Regions from separate parts of the Homo sapiens genome. Here region 2 is linked to region 1. Evidence: read pairs that join two places in POLR2A ChIA-PET (ENCODE). Cell type or tissue: A673. All regions are shown on one strand. Links, peaks and the distances in the headings refer to the core of each region. The heading gives the core; the rest is flanking DNA. Region 1 holds the start of LOC105378647 (a long non-coding RNA gene). Region 2 has its middle 6.6 kb from the start of C1orf216.

Region 1 (5,377 bases), core at 245-5,244:
CAAACTGCTGAGATTACAGTTGTGAGCCACCATGCCTGGCCGACAATTTTCTCTTTAAATTATGATGTAGGTTAAGAGGAGTTGACCAGTGCTCTGTTTCTGACTGATTATGAAGCAAAAAAGGTACCATTAAAATTTCTCACCCACATTGGCCCTTCATCTTCCCTCTATCAAGGCGTAAACTTCTCTGTGTGTGAGGGTTTTTGTTTTTTTTTGTTTTTTGGTTTTTGTTTTGAGACGGAGTCTTGCTCTGTCACCAGGCTGTGATCTTGGCTCACTGCAACCTCCATCTCCCGGGTTCAAGCAATTCCCCTGCCTCAGCCTCTTGAGTAGCTGGGACTACAGGCATGTGCCACCATGCCTGGCTAATTTTTTGTATTTTAGTAGAGATGGGGTTTCACCATGTTGGCCAGGATGGTCTCGATCTCCTGACCTCGTGATTCACCCGCCTTGGCCTCCCAAAGTGCTGGGATTACAGGCATGAGCCACCACACCTGGCCAATATGAGGTTTTTTTTATCCTTCACAAATAAAAGTATACCTTGTGAGTGTACACAAGAGACCCCTTTTTCAGTTTAGTTGTTCATAACAGGCATGAACTTGGAAAAAATTGAGAGCCAAAAGCCTCATGATAGCAGAGAAGTCTTGATCCACAATCTTGGGAAATCTGTCCACATCTAGGAGGCCATCTGCTTCTCGGGAGAAACTTACCTCATTAGCTTTACCTTAAGTTCTCCCTCTGATGGGTGTGTGGTTCCAAGAGTCTGGGTGGGCCTTTCTAAGTTGTGAGATTACAAACCCAAGCTTCAGGGTCCTGAAGTTTCGCTGCAGTGTGGGTGACAAGGGGAGTCTTTCTCTGATGTGTTTCCAAAAGATCCAGCCTCTGAATTCTATATCATGAAGGGTTTGCTTGTCCTGAGTCAGTGGTCCATGAAAAGCTTTCTTTACCTGGTGAAAATACACTTTGGCATAATACATTACAGCCTTGCAGCATTTAGTCACGTTAAGGTTTAGGAGCATAAGATACAGAAGGTTCTGTTATTAGGAGCATAAGCCTTCCAGTGACTATTTCATAAGGGTTCAACTTTTGTTTTCCCATGGAAGTGGATCTGTTTGTCATCAATCTGAAACATCTTTGACCAAGGCAATCCAGATTATTCAGTTAGTTTTGCCTAATGCTCTTATATCTGTAATACCTTATTTAACTGTTTTACAGCCAGTCCAGTGAGGCAAGTATCTCTATCACTGGAGATTTCTTCAGCAATGTTCTATGAGAGAAACACATTTCCTAATAACCTTTTAGCTGCTGTTATAGCATCAGCCCACTTGTATGAGAAAGCTCCTGTACAACCAGAAAATATGCACTGAAAATCACAATTGAATGAAATCCCTCTGTAAAGTGTTCAGATGTAGCAGAAAGGTACCTGAAGTTTTGGTTGTCTTCTCAAGATTATGGGTTTGACAAACTATACATTGGTCATAAACCATTTTAGCAATTTAGAACAGTCACAACACCAATATATATGTAAGGTGTTTGTTTGTTTGTTTGTTTGTTTTGAGACATAGTCTCACTCTGTCACCCAGGCTAGAGTGCAGTGGTGCGATCTCGGCTCACTGCAACTTCCACCTCCCGGGTTCAAGCAATTCTTGTGCCTCAGCCTCCCAAGTAGCTGGGATTGCAAGTACCTGCCACCACACCCAGCTAATTTTTTGTATTTTTTAAGTAGAGACAGGCTTTCACCGTGTTGGCCCAGGTGGTCTAAAACTCCTGACCTCAGGTGATCAGCCCACCTTGGCCTCCCAAAGTGCTGGGATTACAGGTGTGAGCCACCATGCCCGGCCAGTATATACATTTTATCTCTTCCTTGATGAATCATGGAATACAGCTTCTAGTAATGGAATTTTTAAGGACTCAGGAAGGAGCAGGCAGCCGGCTGTCCAGTCTCTCTCCATGAGTCCATGCTTAACACTGGAATTGTATCCTCTTACATAGCAATTTTCTTTCTCCAATGGAGGTGCACAGCACTGTTTATTAGATGGGTTATCATAGGTAGTTTGACCTGGACCATGGAGTTCATTCAAATTATGTATCTTAATAGTTTCAGTACTGACTGAGTTAGCATGAAAATCTGGCCAAGTATTTTCTTGGTATTCATTTAATTCTTGTGCTGCTTGAGTTAGCAGTTTTATATATCACTCTGTCTCTTCAATATGGTTCTGGTAATTCTTACTCAGTCCAAACGATATGATCCTAAAGTTACCAGAAACCTATCTTCAGGAGTGCTTACCAAGGTCCATTTCATCTTTTCCATTAACCTCCTTGAAGACAAAATAGGATTTTATTTGCTTGTGAAGTTATTTTTAATAACTGCCATACATTTATTTATTTATTTATTTATTTATTGAGACGGAATCTCGCTCTGTCATCCAAGCTGGAGTGCAGTGGTGCTATCTCGGCTCACTGCAACCTCCTCCTTCCTGGTTGAAACTATTCTCCTGCCTCAGATTCCCGAGTAGCTGGGACTACAGGCGCATGCCACCATGCCTTGCTAATTTTTTTGTATTTTTAGTAGAGATGGGTTTCACCTTGTTGGCCAGACTAGTCTCGAACTCCTGACCTCAAGTGGTCTACCAACCTTGGCCTCCCAAAGTGCTGGGATTACAGGGGTGAGCCACTTGCACCCAGCCTGCCATTACTTTATTTATTTATTTATTTATTTAGAGACGGAGTCTCGTTCTGTCACCCAGGCTGGAATGCAGTGGCACAATCTCGGCTCATTACAACCTCTGCCTCCCAGGGTCAAGCAGTTCTCCTGCCTCAGCCTCTCGAGTAGCTGGTATTACAGGTGTGTGCCACCATGCCTGGCTAATTTTTTGTATTTTTAGTTGAGATGGGGTTTCATCATGTTGGCCAGGCTGGTCTCGAACTCCTGACCTTGTGATCTGCCCACCTCAGCCTCCCAAAATGCTAGGATTACAGGCGTGAACCACTGCGCCCAGCCGCCATTACTTTGAACAGCAGAAACCGCAATTACTTTTGCACCAACCTAATATTAGAAACTGCTTTAGAATTAAGTAATTAACTGTGGAAATGACTTTAAATGGTCATAAAGACACAATTGAGAAGGAAATTTGGTTATTTCTGTGGCCTACAATAGTTTAACGTAATAACCATAATTATGTCTGATAACATATACTGAGATACATGAGAATTTTCATAATCTTATACAATTTTGGAATATATATTAATATTTATAAAAATATAACTCGATGGAGTTTAAACATCACTTCTTATTTGACACTGTTTCTCATGTAATTTTACGTATAAAATAAGCCTGTTTATTATCTCTTTTGACTGTTGTAGGGGACCTCTGTAACATCCCAAAGTTAATTTGAGGTCAAAAAAAGACTTAATTTTGAATTTGAAATTTGATTTGGGGAAGCTTGTCCAATATGTCAAAGATTGAAAACACTTGGCCCAAATAGGATCACAGGTCACTGTGAAATAAGTCATTCATTTAGCCAAGGTGATCATTAAAAGGTTTTTTAAAAGCAAAACCTTTATTATTTGATAGAGAGGAGACTCAATTTTCTAGTCAACAGACCTGAAAAAGACAATATGATACAGAATCTATCTCTCCTTCTTTCCTCTCTCTTTTTTTTTGTGCAGTTTACTCAAAAGGTGAACAAAAATATTTTGCTGTTACTGAAGCTTTTTATTTGCCTTTTATAGAAAATCTTTTAAAAGAGGGAATAAAAATATTGAAATCTTATTAGAAGCTTCTGCACATTAATAGGCATCCGCATCCTTGGATGAAACTAAGTTGGGGGCCTTTTTTTTTTTTTTTTTTTTTGACATAGGGCCTCACTCTTTTGCCCAGGCTGGAGTGCAGTGGCGTGACCATGGCTCACTGCGCCTCAGCCTCTCAGGCTTAAGTGATCCTCCTATGTCAGCCTCCCAAGTGGCTGGGACCACAGGGACTTGCCACTATGCTCTGCTAACTTTTTTTCTTTTTTTGTAGAGACAAAATCTCACTATGTTGCCCAGGCTAGTTTCAAACTCCTGGACTCAAGTGATCCTCCTGCTTCGGCCACCCAAAGTACTAGGATTATAGGCATGAACCTAGAGCCCTCATTTGTAAATAGACTTCTTAAAGTGCAGTATTATTCATTTTGAATGTTCTACTATAATTTTAAATTACATAAAGTGAGATTTCACCATTTCAGTAAGTGTTTGCTGCTTTAGGGTCCTAACATTTATGAGTGTATAGCTAGGCATAGCTGTAAGGTAGAATACTCAGTTCTTCAGAAATTAAGGATCCCATTTTCCCTTGAATCTTGGCTTTGGCTGTCAGATCCCATTGATCATCCAATGATTTTTCCATGCCTAAACACACAAGAAAAAGAAACAAAGGGCATAGGCTGGGCGCAGTGGCTCACGACTGTAATCCCAGCACTTTGGGAGGCCGAGGCGGGTGGATTACCTGAGGTCAGGAGTTCGAGACCAGCCTGGCCAACATGGTGAAACCCCATCTCTACTAAAAATACAAAAATTAGCCGGGCCTGGTGGTGGACACCTGTAATCTCAGCTACTCGGGAGGCAGAGTCAGGAGAATTGCTGGAACCTGGGAAGCAGAGGTTTGATCGCTCCATTGCACTTCAGCCCAGGCAACAACAGTGAGACTCCGTCTCAAAAAAAAAAACAAAAAAAAAAACAAAAAAAAAAGAGAAACAAAGGGCATAGACATAGAGCACAAAAATCTCTGTGAATTTCCAAAAGCCAAAGTTCACACCTTCTTATTTGCCATTAACTGCCAGTTTCTTCCTGACTCAGTTAAACATCCAAGGCCTCTAACTGAATCCAAGTCAGTTAATTATCAGATCCAGTCTGATTCTGGACCTGGTCCAGTTTCTGTCATGACTTCTGAACCCATTTCAGATTTTAAAATTTGCTCAAACAAATTCAGATAACTCAAAACACAAATCCATGGAGCTTCAGAATCTGAGAGCTTACCCACAATCCCCAGTTGCTGCAAGAGAGGAATGGACACAGAGAGTCTGACTGGTACCATGCTTCGTCACTCAGTGCTTCTGGGGATTGCTAGAGGTTCTACTTCGGATCCCACTTCTGACACCATCTGTTAAAAGAAAAACTAGACAAATTAAATTTAACAGAGTTTAATTGAGGAAACAGTGATTCACAAATCAGGCAGCCCTTAGAACCAGAATAGGTTCAAAGAGACTCTGGCACTACCACATGGTTGAAGACTTATGTACAGAAAAAGGAAAGTGATGTACAGAAAATGAAACTGAAGTACAGAAACAGCTGGATTGCTTACAGCTTGATACTTGCCTTATTTGAACATGGTTTCAACAGT
Region 2 (5,377 bases), core at 323-5,322, 300 kb before region 1:
TAATAGAGACAGGGTTTCACTATGTTGCCCAGGCTGGTCTCAAATTCCTGGCCTCAAGTGATCTGCCCACCTCGGCCTCCCAAAGTGTTGGGATTACAGGCGTGAACCACCACACCCAGCCTGTAGCCAGTTTTGTTAATCAAGGGCAGTGTTGTATGGAATATTCTAGCACTGTATAATTAATACAGTCAGTGCTCACACAGCAGTCCTGGTCACTCCATAATTTTCAGAGCTCAAAACCTGAAGAAAAAAAAGCTCCAAATGCAGGGATGTCCATGTCCACAGGAAGACAAAAAAGCAGCTATAGAGATGCCTGTTATTCATTTGCCAGAGGCTTTTCCAGTGAGGACACCAGAGAATAATTCACCCCCAAGTGAAAGGGTATCTGTGGCTGGGTTCACCTACCCACATATATGCCAGGAACTTAAGTGGCAAGGACACAGAAACCTCCAGAGATGGCCAGTATCAGCCTGAACAGGGCTTTGCAAAAGGCCATGCCATCAAGACCCAATGATGGACAGCGGGTAAGCCTCTTGGCAAACAGATGTCAGAGCCAAGAGAGGCTAGCAGTGAGTAGCCAGATCCAGGTCCCAGGGCCTGGGGTGTCAGGCAAGGAGACCAGAGAAGATGAGAGGAATTTCTCATCCAGGAAATAGGACAGGCCTAAGGGTTATTCATAGGTGGATAATTTCTCAATATCAGTATTCTCAGGAAGAAAGGGGTGGGTAAGATCAAGGTGTTTCAGCTTCAAAGACCTTGTCCCTTCCCACCCATTCATTTACATGTATCATACAGTTACAGAGTGCTTACTTTGTGCCAGGTACTGTGTTGGGAATTCAGAGCAGAATCAGAACTGGTCGTGGTCTTGGGGAGCTCCTTGTTTAGAAAGGGAAACAGAAGTCATGGTGTGTTGGCTCATGCCTGTAATTCCAGCACTTTGGGAGGCCGAAGCGGACAGATCACTGGAGGCTAGGAGTTTGAGACCAGCCTGATCAACATGGTGAAACCCCGTCTCTACTAAAAATACAAAAATTAGCCGGGCATGGTGGCACACGCCTGTAATCCCAGCTACTTGGGAGGCTGAGGCACGAGAACTGCTTGAACTTGGGAGGCAGAGGTTGCAGTGAGCCAAGATCACACCACGGCACTCTAGCCTGGGTGACAGAGCCAGACCCTGTCTCAAAGAAAAGGAATAGACAGAAGAGTGGGCTATAACAATGTAATGGGCCCTGCAACAGAGCCAGGAGGCAAAAGTAGTAAGCCCAGAAAAGGGTAAGGAAAGGCTTCACAGAGGTGATTTTTTTTATTTTAAGAGATGGGAGTCTTGCTATGTTACCCAGGCTGGTCTCGAACTCCCAACCTTAAGTGATCCTCCCACCTTGGCCTCCCAACATTCTGGGATTACAGGCATGAGCCACTAAACCCAGCTAGCACAGAGGTGATATTTGAGCCAGGCCTTGAGGGATGAATAAGAGCTCACCAAGAGAAAGCAAGAGAAGGCATAGGAGACTGCATTTTCAGAGTGAGTTCAGGAAACACCCCGTAGGCCAGTGTGGCTGGAGCTCGGTGGGAAATGGAGGTAAGGTGAGGCTAGAAGATAAAGTTGGCCCAGTTGTGAAAGTTCTTGACACCATCCCAAGGAGCTTGGGCTCCATCCTGGGGACAGCAGGGAAGTAACTGAGGAAGCCCTCAGAGTTTCCATATCAGAACAAAGCACGATCCTGGATTACAAACTACGTTGCTAACCTGCTTTCTTCTCTCTTCCTGAGGTCACATCATCTGTCAACTTCCCCACATGGCTTTGGGAACTTAGGCAAATCAAATCATTTTAACCTTTTTGGGCTAAATAAAATAATATGCCTTAAAAATTGTTCAATAACATAGTGGTGAACATTGTCACTTGGGCTCCCAAGACCAGGCACAACCCCAGAGGACCTTTGACATGCCAAAGAGCCATTAAGGCAGATTGGAACGAACATTATTCCCCAGAATTGGTTCATCTTGGGAAAGGAAGGCCTAGGAAGCTGATGACCTACTTGTTTTGTTCATCCATTTCTCTACTGCTTCTTAAAGGTAAAGTGCCTCTTTAGTCTATCAAGAAATTACTATGTGTTTACCTTAGGTAAAATATGCCCATTCCCCTATCTTCCATTTTGGCTGTTTTCCCAGCTGTAAAATGACAAGGCGGTACATTCAATTAGAAGTTTTAAAGCATTTTTAGAGCCTTGAAGTAATTTCTTTTTCCTCAACAAAATCTTTCCAATATATCCAGTTTGAGATCTGTCTTCCCCTAAACCCTCCACCTAAGGGCTCCGAGGGAACTTCAGAGAAGCTTTTAAAAGTTCGGCAGGGCACAGCTGCAAATCCACTGCACCAGATGAACCTAGGAAATGAATCCTCCCCCTGTCCCCAACACTGTTCCCCTTCTCACCCACCCCTTCCAAGGGAAAAGGGAGAAACAGGTCTTTTCGGAGCTGCTGGAAGAATGAAAGGTAATATAAATTCTTTCTCTCCAGTGCACTCAAGCGGTCACCAGGACATCAGAAAAGCCAAATCCAAGGTCCCAAGGCTCTTGATCATCCAGTGCCCACAACAGAGGGAGTAAGCTAGACGGAGAAGCTGAAGTGAAGGAGGAAAGAGAGAAGGGGGTGCCTGTTCCACCCCCTTCCTAGCAGCTGCCTCTGTGGGCTCCATAATCCCCATGCCCTCTCCCCCACCCCACCCTCCGGCCGCCCACCTCTCCTCCACCCACCCCATTCATCAGTAGGAGGGCACTGTATCAGCACAGCCTTTCAAGGCCTGACAGTTCCTTTCTGGGTGCCCCCCACATGTAACCACTTAACCCCCAGCACAAAGGGCCAGCCTGAATGGGCTTGGAGCCGGTGGCTCGTGCGGAGGGGGAGGCCTCAATAGGATTTGGGGAGCTGGGTGTATAAACCGCTCTGCTCCAGCAGCCCTCAATGGAGGAGCTGGAGTTGGGGCATGTGCCGAGGGGAGGAGCTCGGCAGCTGCATCCCGCCCCTGAACAATGATTTATTCATTCTCCTGGCACGCACAGAGAAGACAGGCTGGGGAAACATGGCCCCACAAATCGCCCTCAGCCTCAGCTGATTCCCACGGCAATCATTGCAGTTCAGAGTGCCCCCTCCCACTTGTAATGTTTTGCCTCAAGCTTGCCCTTCCTCTTCCTCGTAAGGAAGTAGACTACATTACGGGAGGCCTTAAGTAGCCTTAAATTCAGGCAAGCATCGTTCTTTGAGTTGGTTGCACCCAAACTCAATCTCACTCTCTCAAAGCTTTCTGGCCAGGTTTTCCTCACACACCCATAGAAACAGATGCAGACAAAAAAAAAAAAAAAAAAAAAAAGCGCATAGCAAAACCTGTCTCCAGGATGGCCCCCAGCAGGGAGTTGGGGAGCTTAGCCTAGAAGTAACTGACAGGTGATGGGAATGTAGTAAATGTTTGCTGGATGAGTTAATGGCTGCTAACAAAAGGTAGTATGCTTGCTGCTGTCACTCCTCTTCCCAGACCCTTTCCTCCTTCTTGTAGTCACATCCATCTGGCTCCAATTCCCAGAAGAATCTCTTAGAAATCTTTGGGGATGAGGGGACAGAATGAAGACAGGTAAGCAAAGATGCTAAAACCTGTAAATAAACAATGCTGGGTGGTGGTGGTGGGGGTGCGGTTTCAAGAAGTCAAATTGTGACAAAAGGAAATTTGCTCTCGCCCTCTTGCCTCCATATGTCATGTCACCAGGGCCAGATCACACACACACATCATCATAATAAATAAAACTGAAAATCAATACCGTTAGCAGAACAGGGAGAGCCAGAATGAAGTGACCATCCTCAGACTGGCCCCTGGGCCTACTGGCCCCAAGCTTGTAATTACCTTGTCACACAGAAAACAAATCTATTGTGGGTGGTAAGTGTGAGAGGTGGGGGATCCCAGGCACGGAGCTTGCCGGACGAGGAGCAGGGGAAGGGGCACAGTAGGAAGACTGATTGGCCTTCAGTGATGGTGGTACAGGAGCTTGAGACTAACAAAACTAAGGCCTGGACAGTTTAAGAAAGTTTTGTTGTTTTAGTCAGGAGGGTGAACACCCTAAGGGAGGTGATCCTGCCCAATACTGGTGTGGGGCGTGAAGTTGCCGGGGAAAAGGCTTCAAGCCCACTCCTGGAGCCTCAGAAGGGCAGGTGGCTAGGATGCTGCTGCCCTCTGGTGGGCATAAAGAGACAGTATCCACACCTCCAACGCTGGAAATCCATTGCAAAGGAGTCTCCGTTCTTTGTTGTTCTAAAGGCTTGGCCACCAGGACTAGTGCATTCATAGCTTGGATTTCCCAGGAAGCCAACTCTGAGACTGTTTAATGTGCTGGATGTTTATTAAGAACCTCCTTTGGGATCAACAGCTGTGGAAGAATGAGAATGAGCAGGAGTGGCCAGAGGAAGAGGCTGATCTACAAGACAAGCCAGTGACAGCCTCAGCCAACCCCACAGGGAGCTCTGAAGCTAGAATGGCCCTTCAGAGTTGACCCAAAATAAGCTAAGAAGGCCAGGCCGTTACACACCTGTTGCCATTGAATGTGGGCTATCCTTGACCTTGGGCAAGGTGCTCTCTGAGGCAATTCCCACCCTGGAAGACTGTCTGCATAGTGCTTCCAACAGCTAGGCCAACAAGGCCTTCATGGAAGGGTCCACCCTCCACACCATAACTCATCAAATATTTGTCAAAGGAACAGCAGGTTTAGATCATGCCTCAGGCTGCAGGCTCAGTTGGGACAGTCTACAAGTCTCAGTTACCGGGGCTGTTATGCACTGATCCTTGGAAACGGTGAGGGGGGCCTTAATGCTCAGATTCATGGATTCATTCATTCAACGAGCATTTGTTGAGATTTACTCTGTGCCAGGCCTTGAGGCAGACACTTTACAATTTTTTTTTATTTAATCCTCACAACTGTGAAGCTAGTATTAACTCAGATTATTCAGATGAGATCAAGTTATTAAGTAGCTTTCACAGTCCAATGACACTTTGAAAAAAATGCCACTCACAATGGGACAAGTGCTATTGCTGCCGCCAAAGATTTCTCAGGCCAGAAAGGGTCTTGGCTGTCTTCTGTGTGTGTGCATATGTGTATGAACTGGATGGCTTGCTTTCTGCTTTCAGCCAGAACATTTCCTCTATGGCAGCCAAGAGCTATGCCTCAATAGCCTCCTGCTTTAATTCCTTCCTAAAAATGTTGCTGCTCAAGGTAACAAAACCACAAGCTTTTTTTTTTTTTTTTTTTTTCTTTTGAGGCAGTCTCACTCTGTCACCCAGACTGGAATGCAATGCTGCAGTTTTGGCTCATTGCAGCCACAACCTCCAGGCTCAAGTG

What was found. ChIA-PET counts read pairs that join two places held together with the same protein. Peaks named below come from ENCODE experiments on the same cell type or tissue, not always from the same donor. Only the 100,000 strongest peaks of a DNase experiment are listed, where the experiment ranks them.
Region 2: POLR2A ChIA-PET joins it to region 1 with 6 read pairs; 2 of 35 experiments call an interaction of 5 or more read pairs at or near these places.

The regions. Positions count from the first base shown.
Region 1 is chr1:36,018,231-36,023,607 of GRCh38, forward strand. The region is part of intron 11 of AGO3 (argonaute RISC catalytic component 3); the gene reads left to right. LOC105378647 (a long non-coding RNA gene) reads right to left here and starts at 3,431. Exons shown (of 3, transcript XR_001737972.2): 1 at 711-3,431. RefSeq lists an enhancer at 4,971-5,377. In A673, for the core only: no CTCF peak of the experiment used is centred there; no DNase peak of the experiment used is centred there.
Region 2 is chr1:35,722,810-35,728,186 of GRCh38, forward strand. It overlaps a transcript of CLSPN not described here. Among named protein-coding and RNA genes, the nearest start is that of C1orf216, 6.6 kb to the left of the region's middle. RefSeq lists a silencer at 2,949-3,132. In A673, for the core only: CTCF peaks have their summits at 4,230 (motif pointing left) and 4,440; DNase peaks (open chromatin) are centred at 3,032 and 4,202; H3K27ac peaks cover 427 bases.